3 separate regions of the Mus musculus genome follow, and all the other regions are linked to region 2. The links are chromatin loops, found by intact Hi-C in ENCODE. Cell type or tissue: gastrocnemius. All regions are shown on one strand.

Region 1 (4,000 bases), 110 kb before region 2:
CCCTTTCCTGGTTTCCCCTCCAAAAACTCACTGTCCTCTCCTCCCTCCCCCTGCTCACAAACCCACCCACTCCCACTTCCTGGCCCTGGCATTCCCCTTCACTGGGGCATAGAGCCTTCACAGGACCAAGGGCAAGGGTCTGTCCTCCCACTGATGACTGACTAGGCCATCCTCTGCAGCTGGAGCCATGAGTCCCACCATGTGTACTCTTCAGTTGGTGGTTTAGTCCCTGGGAGCTCTGGGGATACTGGTTAGTTCATATTGTTCCTCCTATGGGGCTGCAAACTCCTTCAGCTCCTTGGGTACTTTCTCAAGTTCCTTCATTGGGGAGCTTGTGTTCAGTCCAATGGTTGGCTGAGATCATCCACCTCTGTATTTGTCAGGCACTGGTAGAGCCTCTCAGGAGACAGCTTTTTTTTTTCCATTTTTTTCATTTTATTTATTTTATATATGTGAGTACACTGTTGCTGTCTTCAGACACACCAAGGGCATCAGATCCCATTACAGATGGTTGTGAGCCACCATGTGTCATTGCTGGGAATTGAACTCAGGTCCTCTGGTAGAGCAGTCACTGCTCTTAACCACTGAGCCATCTCTCCAGCCTGGAATACATACACCTTTAATCTCAGCACTCGGGATGCAGAGGCAGGTAGATCTCTGTGAGTTCAAGGCCAGCCTGTTCTACAGAGTGAGTTCCAGTACAGACAGCTAGAGCTACACAGTGAAACTGTCTTGAAAAACCAAATAAAGGAAGGAAGGAAGGAAGGAAGGAAGGAAGGAAGGAAGGAAGGAAGGTGGGTGGTGTTGGGATACCCTAAGAAGTTAAAAAGCCGAAAACTAACTTTCTCTCTCTCTCTCTCTCTCTCTCTCTCTCTCTCTCTCTCTCTCTCACACACACACACACACACACACACACATCTACCTTAACCAATAGTGAGGTGTTTTCATAATATGTATGAGGATTCATTCCAACACTACATAACCAACAAAAACTAAATCAGTATCCAAACATCTTTTGCTCCAAAGAAAGTAGGTCTAGGCGATTCTCTATATGCTGCATGGAGTTTTGTTTGCAGGCATGGAAAACGGAGCCTAGGCCCAGTCAGCTTCCAGAGCCTGTGCAGAATCAGTCCAGCTAGGCTGACAAGCTGAGCTGGAGCTAGCAGAACAGGTTTAAGGCTGACTAACCCAGGGCTTTTGTGCAATGGCTGACAGATCATCAAACACAGAGGAAGGCACCTGCCAAACTGACAAGCTGAGGGAGTCTTCCCTAAGTGTAGCATATTCTGTCAGAAGAGCTGGGGCCTCCTTCAACTGACCTGACTTCAGCTTCTGAATCCCACCACCACTTCACTGTTTAAACTAGAGATTTGGAAACAGCCTCTCTGCAACACTTTGCTTTCCACTCGAGCGATCATTGCACACCGAGCTGGTACTCTCCCTCTCTTCTTTCCTCCTATCCCCCAGTCCAGCATCATTTGCAGCCTGGCTATACTGATAGGTGATTTAGAGGCACAGACTGTCTTGGGCATCTCTGAAGTTCCCCTGCCCTTGTACCATACAGAACAGTACACAGTATTGAAAGTTTCTTTTTATTTTCTTAGTAAAGTCTCTTATTAGTAAATCAGTAAGCAGCGACTAGTCTGGTATTCAGCTGTGAGAATCAGATTTCTTGTTGTGAGCAAAGGCCTCAAGCTAATCTTGCGTCACAGGGGTGGTCACAAAGAATAGCTCTGGCTTTCTATCCCAAATTAAAGGCAAATTTCCCAAACATTTGTGTGAAAAGAGCAGTTGGCTTCATAAAGCTATAGCCACCCTAAGTAATGTCTATAAAAATGTTCAGCTGTATATCAAAATAGTCAATAATGATACTAAGTAACTTTTAAATAATTAAAAGCCCAAGATTTACTACTATTGTAATAAACAGCATTTAGCTTTGATTGCACATACCTCATTGTACCAGAAGAGGGCACTGTTTACCCTTATTTTTACAAAACACACTCCTATTGAAGGAATCCTGCCCTAAACTACAAACTGGACCACAAGAGGGCAATAACCACAAACATATGTGTAAACTTTGGCTTCTAAATATTTTCAAAAATCCATGCTCTAAAAGTGTACTTAAGATATCATTTTCAGACAGCTGGTTTTCCTTAACAAGACTTAAAAAACCAAGCACAGAGATACATACACACAGACACTGACACAGACAAACTGACAGACACACAGACATAAGACACAGGCACATGCATACACACAGACACACCTACACACACTCACATACAAGGCACTCAGACACACACACACATACGTATACACACATATAGACACACACAAAACCATACAGGCCTGCCCCCACACACATGTACACACAGACACATATGCATTCAGACAAGCACACACATATATACACAGACACTCCACCTTCCACAGATACACACAAAGACATCCACACAGACACACAGACACCCACACACATATACACACAGAGAGATAAAGCTAGCCACAAGGCACACACACAGACACCCACCAACAGACACACGCAGACACATAAAGATGTACAGAGACAGGCACACACAAAGACATACACTGACAGAGACACACACATACAGAGACACACACTGACAGACAGACACAGGCAGAGTTGGGTTTTTCACAATTCCTGGAAACTTTTGAGTCTTCAGTCATCATTTTCTCCCTCTTCTCTCTCAGGCATTACCAGTCTTCACCATGTTCTGCGCTCTGTCTTAAGCTTTTCCAGTGTTTCCTCTATTGACTTCTTCCTCACACATTAAAGAAGCCCAAGCAAGGCACAGCTAAATGGAATACTGTCATGCATTACTGTCTAACCAAGAACATAGCTCCTAATGGCTTCAATTTAGTAGGTCTTAAGTTGATTGTTTTAAGTAACAAACCATTATCCTTGGAAACTGAATCTCAAAGGAGACTGTGATTAAATTAGGGTTCCTGAAATCTTTTAGTGCTTCAGGTTAAAGGGTTCCTTTTGTTGTTGTTGTTGGTGGTGGTGGTGGTTTTTCGAGACAGTGTTTCTCTCTGTATAGCCCTGGCTGTCCTGGAACTCACTCTGTAGACCAGGCTGGCCTTGAACTCAGAAATCTGCCTGCCTCTGCCTCCCAAGGGTTATGCTTCTTTAACACTCACACCAGCCCTCTAAAATGTGGCGGAGGCACTCCTCAGAGAAGTGCAGACTCCCCCCACAGAGGAGTCAGTCAGAGGACTCCGATGGAACTTTGTGGTCCTCAGATGTGCACAGAAGAGAAGCACCTCTCCTACTCCAGTTAATGAAACAGGCCATGTCTGGGAGATCCCACCTACAGAGTCCAATTATGTAAGATTTCTACATAGTTGGGCATCAAACAGGATTGGCTGCAATTACTTAGTAATTAGGAAATCATGGCTATAGCAAGCAATCATATCGCAGTAGAAGGGGAAGTATATGGAAATGGCATTAGTCACCATTCTGCAGAAGCTCAGGAGCTTGCACAGCTACTGAGAAGGTGGCTGACCTCAAACCTGAGGAACTTTTACTTCAGCACCCACACCACAACAGATGTAACCCCTCACACAGAATAGAGAGTGTAAAAGACAGCAGATAGTCAGAGAAGAAACCAGCATGGCCATGACAGTGATGACCACTCACCTCTAACTCCTAACAAAGCGGAAACGATGCTCTAGGGCGCTTCTCCAGCTGTCTCTCAGGAACAGCTTACAATACTACAGTGACAGTATGAGGCTGTTTGCCTCAGACCAAACAAGATCGAGTCAAGGACATTTGAACCTACTCTATACCCAGCTGACATGTCCGAGGACCATCACAGTTAGTGCCCAAGCGTATTGGCTAAAGTCAGCATCATAAAAGCTAAGGGGCAAGTAGGGCAAAAACATTTTTCTTGCCTGTAAACTAGAACTAAATCAAAGCCCTGTTATGAAAAGGTGACCGCAGCCTAGGACTTTGTCTCTAGCCTGGTGTTCTTGACAG
Region 2 (4,000 bases):
GTTCAATTTCAAGCAAACACATGGTAGCTCACAACCATTTGTAATGTGATCTAATGCCCTCTTCTGGCATATAGGTATACATCCAGATAGAACACTCATATAAATTAAATAAAAGTTTTTAAAAATTTAAAACTAGGCTGGGTGGTGGTGGCATGCTCCTTTAATCCCAGCACTCGGGAGGCAGAGCCAGGCAGATTTCTGAGTTCGAGGCCAGCCTGGTCTACAGAGTGAGTTCCAGGACAGCCAGGAACTACACAAAGAAACCCTGTCTCGAAAAACCAAAATACTATTACTACTAATAATAACAATAACAATAATTTTGGCTTATAGTCTACTAATCAATACTGGTATAAATAAATAGAGCTGGAGAGGTGGTTCAGCAGTTAACAGCACTATCTGCTCTTCTGGAGGTCCCGAGTTCAAATTCCAGCAACCACATGGTACAACCATCTGTAACAAGACCTGATTCCCTCTTCTGGTGTCTGAAATCAGCTGAATTATACTTACATATAATAAATAAATCTTAATAGATGTTAAACAAATTAACAAGAGAAGAGACAGCTTGTCCAGGAGATTTTTTGTTTTGTTTTGTTCCTCCATGTAGCCCTGGCCATCTTGTAACTCACTCTGTAGACCAGACTAGCCTTGAACTCAGAGATCCATCTGCCTCTACCACCTGAGTGCTGGGATAAAAGGTGTTCGCCACCACCACCTGGCTAGACGAATTCTAAATAATCTGTGTTACGCGATATTCGATCATACTTTGAACCGCAAACAATGAAGGTAAACTCTGTAGAAGGAAGCACCATGTTTGAAAGTGATGTCTAATTGAGTGGCAGACAAAGTGATGAATCAGAGAAAGATTTGACAGAATAGGAGCTGCTCAAGTCTCAGAGAAGAGAGGAAAGTGAGGCTACTTAAGAGACAGCAGTGCAGAGAGAGGGAAAGAGAGTTTTACTGGAGCAGTTACACAGAGTCAGGCTGTCGAGAGAGCACACTAGATACAGGTGAAGACAGAATGAGCCAGAGAATAAGGAGCCAAAAGATTAGAACAGATTGCCAAGTATGAAGCCAAGCAGAGCATTTCAGGAGAGGCCGAGAGAGAGAACCCAGATGGAATCAATGAGCTTGGAGAAGAGTTTGAGCCAGAACAGCTGAGTTGAATCAGCCAGAGTTCAGAAAGAACTAGGAAGGGTGAGCCTATTCAGCAGTAAGTCTCAGAGGCTGAAAACATTTTGGGCCTAGATTAGATTGTATGGAGCCCTCATTATTATTTGTTCTAATTAATTAGATAGACATTTACATGACGTTTACTATGTGACAGGTACTGTTATAAGTGTCCCTTACAGATTAACCCAGTAAAATCTTCTTTTTTTCCCCAGTACTGGGAATGACATCAGGGCCTGGTACATGCCAGCAAGAACTGGACCACTGAGTCACAACCCCAGCCAGATCATTGCCTTTTTGTGGACAGGGATCTGAGACCTGGGCTAGTCACACAACACTTGCCTGCACAGGTTCAAACAGCCACTAAGTGGTTGTATTGAGGGAATCTGACCACTAGATTGCACAGCTTCTCTTACTCAAAGAAAACTTTGAAAAGTGGTTTTAAGTGAGAATCTTGCCTTCTGTTGGGGGCATAACAACAAAAACTGAGCTGATAAAATTATTACTAGCCACTAGAGGGCAGCAAACCCTTACAAAGGTTGCCTTACAAATAAGTCGCTCAATATTTATTTATTTATTTAATACTGATTTATTTGGGTTTCTTGTTTGTTTGTTTGTTTGTTTGGTACAGGGTTGCATGCGGCCTCCATCTTTTTTTTTTTTTTTTTTTTTTTGGTTTTTCGAGACAGGGTTCCTCTGTATAGCCCTGGCTGTCCTGGAACTCACTTTGTAGACCAGGCTGGCCTCGAACTTAGAAATCTGCCTGCCTCCTGAGTTCTGGGATTAAAGGCGTGTGCCACCACTCCCAGCATTATGCCTGATTTTAAGCTAGTTTCTTCTTTCTTTCTTTCTTTCTTTCTTTCCAGAGGTGGGTGGGAGGGGCAGGATGCTATATTTTATGAGACAGGGTCCAGGCTGGCCTCAAACTAGTTTCTGTAGGCCAAGCTGGTCCTCTAATCACCAGACTTCTCCTGCCCCATCTCCTGAGTGCTAGGATTACAGGCATGGGCCACCATATATGACTTGAAATTCTTTTCTTAGGGGTAAATCTAGAATCCTGGGAGTACAAAGATGATTCATCCATTAAAGGCATTTTCTGCCAAGCCTAATGACTTGAATCTAATTCCCAAGACCCACAAGGTAGGAAAGACTGATTCCTTCAAATTCTCTGAGTTGTTTCAGTGTGTATATACAGAGACACATATACACATAAATAAGTGTGATTTTAAAAGAATCCTAGAACTGGCAAGGTGGCCGAGTGGTTAAGAGCTCTTGTTTTTCCAGAGGACAGGGTTTGAGTCCCAGTACTCACATGGTGGCTTACAATGCATAAGTCCAGTTCCAGGGGATTTGATACTTTCTTTTCTGACCTCCTCGGCCCCAGACATACACACGATGCCCAAATACATATGTGAGCAAGACACTCATGCATGTAAAATAAAATAAATGAATCTGAAAGAAGAATCTGATAAGCTCTTTGAGATGACTTAACCTTGTACGCCAGCACTCAGGAGGTGGAGATCCAAATTCACCCTCAGCTACATATTACGTTTTGAGTTTGAGGAAGCCAACATATACAACACCTGATTTCAACAAATACAAAAATCTCAGCTTTACTGAATAGAGGTCTTTGACAGAACTCCTGGCAGCTATAACCCAGGGCTGCTATCTCCCACTGCTGCTGACAGAGTAAGTATTTAATCTTTTTTTGTCATATAAATATCCTAAGGACACTGGGGTAGTTTGTAATGACATAGTCATTTGTCATTGCTGATTAACCTGGACTCTATACACAGGGTAAACCCAGCTCTGGTGCTCCAAATCCAACACAAGTGTGTTAGGGGACCAATTGTTAACCTAAGCTTTTACTTCTCGCCAATGTTAATTCAAAGAAAACCCTCCCGGATGCCATCTGGGAGGGGTTTATGAGCTGCAAATTGAGTGCTCAGAGAGCAATTAAGCATTTAAATTAGAGCCCTGTGTAAATTTAACAGCTGGTAGGTGTTGTCATTTCCAAGCTACAAACCACCTGCTTAGCAGGATCTGCATACAAACTGAAGGAAATAGACTGAGTGCCTGAGAGTAGAAGCTGAATTTGGTAATTTAGAGCATAAATTCAGATTACACCTACAGCTGGGGCACCTTTAAGGGGAGGAGTTGAAAGCCCATCCTGGTCTACACCAGGCTTTTGTCTCAAAACAACAACAAACCCCAGAGATTGTAATGAAAAACCTAGAAGCTTACATCGAAATACATGGTATCTATATAACTTGTTTCTCTTTTGTTGCTTTTGTTTTTTAGACAGGTTCTCTATGTCGCTCTGGGTGGCCTAGAACTCACAGGGATCAGTTTGTCTCTGTCTCTAGAGTGCTGAGTTTAAAGGTATTCACCACCATGCCCAACAACGTTTTTGTTGTTCTCACTTAACCAATGTTTCTAGACTTCCCCTTGGAGATGGTCATAAGGGGTAAGAAAGGGAGTTCTCAGATACTGACTGGTCTTGTGGTTGACTATGATTGACCAACTCCTCAGCTCAGTATGTATTTTTTTTTAATATTTTATTTTTAGCTAGACATAGAGGCACATACGTTTAATACCAGCACTTGGTAGGCAGAGGCAGCAGATCTCTGTGAGTTCAAGGCTATCCTGGTCTACATACAGAGTTTCAGGACAGCCAGGGCTATGTAGTAAGACCCTGTCTCAATTGGAAAAAAAAGTTTTTATTGATTTTAATTTGTAAAAAACAATTTTTATTGATATTATTTTCTGGTTTTATTTACTTATTTATTTTACTTATGAGGATGGGTGTTTTGCCTGTGTGTACGTATGCCTG
Region 3 (4,000 bases), 230 kb after region 2:
TGCCCATCATTAGGAAGAGAGGCCCCTTGGTCTTGCAAACTTTATATGCCTCAGTACAGGGGAACACCAGGGCCAAGAAGTGGGAGTGGGTGGGTAGGGGAATGGGAGGGAGAGGGTATGGGGGACTTTTGGGATAGCATTTGAAATGTAAAATAAGAAAATACCTAATTAAAAAAAAGAAATAAATATAGGTAAAAAGAACTTTTAATATCCAAGCTGGATGTGGTGGGCAAGTCTGTAATCCCAGTAACTGGGGAGGCTGAGGAAAGATGATAGTACTTTCAAAGCCAGCCTAGACTATGTAGTAAGACCTTGTCACAATCAAACAAATGTATTGATCTCCCTTCTCCATAGTTATGTCTTTGTAGAGTGCTTCTCATGTATGTTCTTGTTGGCAGAGTGACAAGGTAGTACAGAGAATCAATGTGTGTGTGACTGGTTTTTGTTTTTTGTTTTTGTTTTCACTCTTACAAAGTCACCAAAGAAGTTGGGCTTCATGGCTCAATATTTAATCCTAGCTATTTGAGAGGCTGAGGCAGGGAAATGGCAAATTCAACAACTCCCTAAGCTACAGAGTGAGTTTAAGATGAACACGAATAACTTTCTAAGATTCTAACTCTAAATAAAGAAATAAAATCTACTACTTGGAAGACCTCTTAAACACCACAATCTGATTAATTTTATGACCTTAGAAACTTCACAATGGATATTAAATTTCAATACACAAAACATTTGGAGACGCATAAACCACATTTAAACCAGAACACACCAAATATCTGCTTAGATTTGTGCCCACAGGACCTGTCATATAACAATCGCGTACTTAACCATATCTTGTTGTGACCCTTTGGCTTATTTGCCTTTTAGATTGACAAGTTCCACAACAGGGCCAACTTTCCATGAGATATTTGTTCCTTATTGTACCCTGCACATAGTAGATCCATTAAATAAGTTGCTTTCTGCTTCAGTTTGAAGAGGTGCTCAGGCTTTCTTTGTACTGGAGGAAAGCAAGAGATCTAGTGACAGCCAGATAGTCAGCTTTCAGCCAAAATCAATAAAGCCATCTACCCAGCCCACAGGTGACTCAGAAAATTATCATGTGCATTTTTCCCTTTGGCTTTCTTCAGGAAATTATTTATTATCAAGTCTCCTCATATCTCTAAGACATAGCTAAGTATTTGACAGATTCCCAATAATCCCTGATCAAAATCAATGCATGAATGAATAAATGGGACTTACAGAAGATTTATAGTTCTGTCTGCTATGAATGCTTTTGCTTTTTTGTTTTCTGAGATATAGTTTCACAGCTCAGGTTGCCTGGAATTCACTACTTAAACCAGGCTGATATTACTATTATTATTATTATTATTATTATTATTACTATTTAATCATTATTCTGAACTTTCTCCTATTACTCAACAGATTGGTTTTTTCCATACAATATAACTGATTAAAGTTTTCTTTCCTTATACTCCTTGAAGTTCCTCTCCACTTCCCCTCCTACCAGGATCCACACATTTTTTTGTCTCTCATTAGAAAACAGACATCTGGGTTTCTGTCTGAGCCAGGAAATGATCCTGTGCCATGATGCTCGGAGCTGATCAGCGCTCCATACCCAAATACCGCCAGGAGAGAGCTGGTCTCCCAGGGGTGCAGACATGCCTGTGAACACAGGTAAAACCACCACTTCTGCTCAAATTCCTAGCTCAAGAGGGGGACCCACTCAGAGCCATCAGGACACACGACCCAAGGAACAGCCGGGGACAGGATCCTTCGGGTTTCATCTGCACCCTAAGCTGACCCTGTGCCACAGCTCTCCATACCCAAATTCTTCCGGGAGAGAACTGGTCTCCCAGGAGTACTGACACACAGGCTTGCAGGAGGAACAAGCCACAGTTAGAGAAAGCAAGACCAGCTAATACCAGAGATAACCAGATGGCGAGAGGCGTGTATGGAGAAAGTGGGGAGGCAGAAACCTGAGCAGGGACTGGTGGATGGAGAGCAGGCTGAGGGAGCTGAGCACAACTGCAGGGAGACTGACACAGAGCCAAGAGCAAGAGAGGGGAGGGCAGCAGAGTCCCTGGCAAGGGGCAGAGCCAGACCCGCTTGAACCAGCAGAACCAGCTGCTGCAGCAGGAAAAGGAGCCAGCAACTGAGGGAGGGGTTAGGGGGAGAAGCCTACATTACGGTGTTTTCTGTTAATTGTGAACTAGACCAAGGCATCCCAGTAAATAGGGACAAAGGCTGCAAAAGACTGACTCTCTGTGGGGACACAGAGAGCAGTTTGTCCAGGCCCAGCCTGGAATCCTCAGCTGGGAAAGAAACTGTCTCAAAAAGGAAAGAGGAAAATCTCACCCAAGGGAATAAGTCCTAGAACAAGGGTCAGGGTAGTACAGGGGTAGCTCTGAGCTCAAGAAATCTTCCCTGAGACCATGGTGGACAGATGTTTACTCTGACCAGTGGTGGATGGAGGTTTACTAGTTCTGCTAGTGAGTTGTGGTAGCTGGGGTGGGATGCAAACCTGTAGAGTTTCTAAATCCCGGCCATGGAACCATATGATATGTTTATAAAAAGAGAAAGAATATGTCCTAAGGAGGGGTAGTCAGGTATGGGGGAAGGGGGTGTCTCAGCGGGCCCATGCCAAGGCATCCCTTCCCCCTGAGGGACCAGAGTTTATTCAGGGCATGGGGAGGGGAGTCAACTGGGTAGTAGAGGCAGAGAGAAGGAGAGAGTAGAGAAGTGGAAGCCATGGAGAGACTGGAAAGGGAGTAGGGAAGGGAGGGGGAAGGGAAGAGGGCAAGAGAACAAGAGAGCAAGAGAGAGAGAGGAGGGGGCAAGCACCCCCTTTTATAGTGGGGGAGTAGCATACCTGGATGTTGCCAGGTAACTGTGGGGTGGAGCTTAAACAAAATGCTAACCCATACCATGCATGTCCTTTTGGGTCTGAGTTACCTCACTCAGGATAATAGTTTCTAGTTCCATCCATTTGCCTGCAAAACTCATGATGTCCTCATTCTTAATAGCTGAATAGTAATCCACTGTGTAAATGAACTACATTTTCTGTATCCATTCTTCTGTTGTAGGACATCTGTGTTGTTTCCAGCTTCTGGCTATTACAGATAAGGCCACTATGAACATAGTGGAGCACGTGCCCCTGTGGTATGGTGGGGCATCTTAAAGAAATTGAAGGAGACCTCAGAAAATGGAGAGATCTCCCATGCTCATGGATTGGTAGAATTAACATAGTAAAAATGGCCATCCTACCAAAAGCAATCTACAGATTCACTGTAATCCCCATCAAAATTCCAACACAATTCTTTACAGACATGGAAAGAGCAATTTTCAATTTCATATGGAAAAACAAAAGAATCCAGGAGAGTGAAAAACAACTCTTAACAATAAAAGAACTTCTGGGGGGAATCACCATCCCTGACCTCAAGCTATACTAGAGAGAAATAGTGATAAAAACTGCATGGCATTGATACAGAGACAGACAGGTCAATCAATGGAATAGAATTGAAGACCCAGAATAAACCCACACACTTATGAGCAAAGAAGTCAAAAATATACAATGGAAAAAATAAAGCATCTTCAGTAAATGGTGCTGGACTAACTGACTGTATATAGAAAAATGAAAATAGACCCATATTTGTCACTTTGCACAAAGCTCAAGTCCAAGTGGATCAAGGACCTCACCATAAAAACAGATATACTGAATCCAATAGAAGAGAAAGTGGGAAAGAGCCTTGAACTCTATGGCACAGAGGGAAATTTCCTAAACAGAACTCCAATGGCTCAGGCTCTAAGATCAACAATTGATAAATGTGACCTCATGAAACTGAAAAGCTGCTTTAAGTCAAAGGACATAGTCAATAAGACAAATCTGCAACCTACAGACTGGGGAAAAAAAATCTTCACTAACCCCACATCTGATAGAGGACTAATATCCAAAATATATGAAGAACCCAAGAAGCTAATCTCCAAAAAACAAACAAACAAA

What was found. A loop is a pair of places that touch in the nucleus more often than their neighbours do. Peaks named below come from ENCODE experiments on the same cell type or tissue, not always from the same donor. Only the 100,000 strongest peaks of a DNase experiment are listed, where the experiment ranks them.
Region 1: it touches region 2 in a loop (6-fold over the local background); 13 of 42 quality-filtered maps call a loop at or near these places.
Region 3: it touches region 2 in a loop (4-fold over the local background); 3 of 42 quality-filtered maps call a loop at or near these places.

The regions. Positions count from the first base shown.
Region 1 is chr5:107,919,593-107,923,592 of GRCm38, forward strand. All of the region lies in intron 2 of Dipk1a (divergent protein kinase domain 1A), which reads right to left. Among named protein-coding and RNA genes, the nearest start is that of Gm26387, 14 kb to the left of the region's middle. In gastrocnemius, a CTCF peak has its summit at 1,976 (motif pointing right); a DNase peak (open chromatin) is centred at 2,013; H3K27ac peaks cover 971 bases.
Region 2 is chr5:108,032,649-108,036,648 of GRCm38, forward strand. No RefSeq gene overlaps it. Among named protein-coding and RNA genes, the nearest start is that of Mtf2, 31 kb to the right of the region's middle. In gastrocnemius, a CTCF peak has its summit at 1,664 (motif pointing right); no DNase peak of the experiment used is centred here.
Region 3 is chr5:108,260,878-108,264,877 of GRCm38, forward strand. No RefSeq gene overlaps it. Among named protein-coding and RNA genes, the nearest start is that of Dr1, 6.0 kb to the right of the region's middle. In gastrocnemius, no CTCF peak of the experiment used is centred here; DNase peaks (open chromatin) are centred at 1,675 and 2,055; H3K4me3 peaks cover 740 bases; H3K27ac peaks cover 483 bases.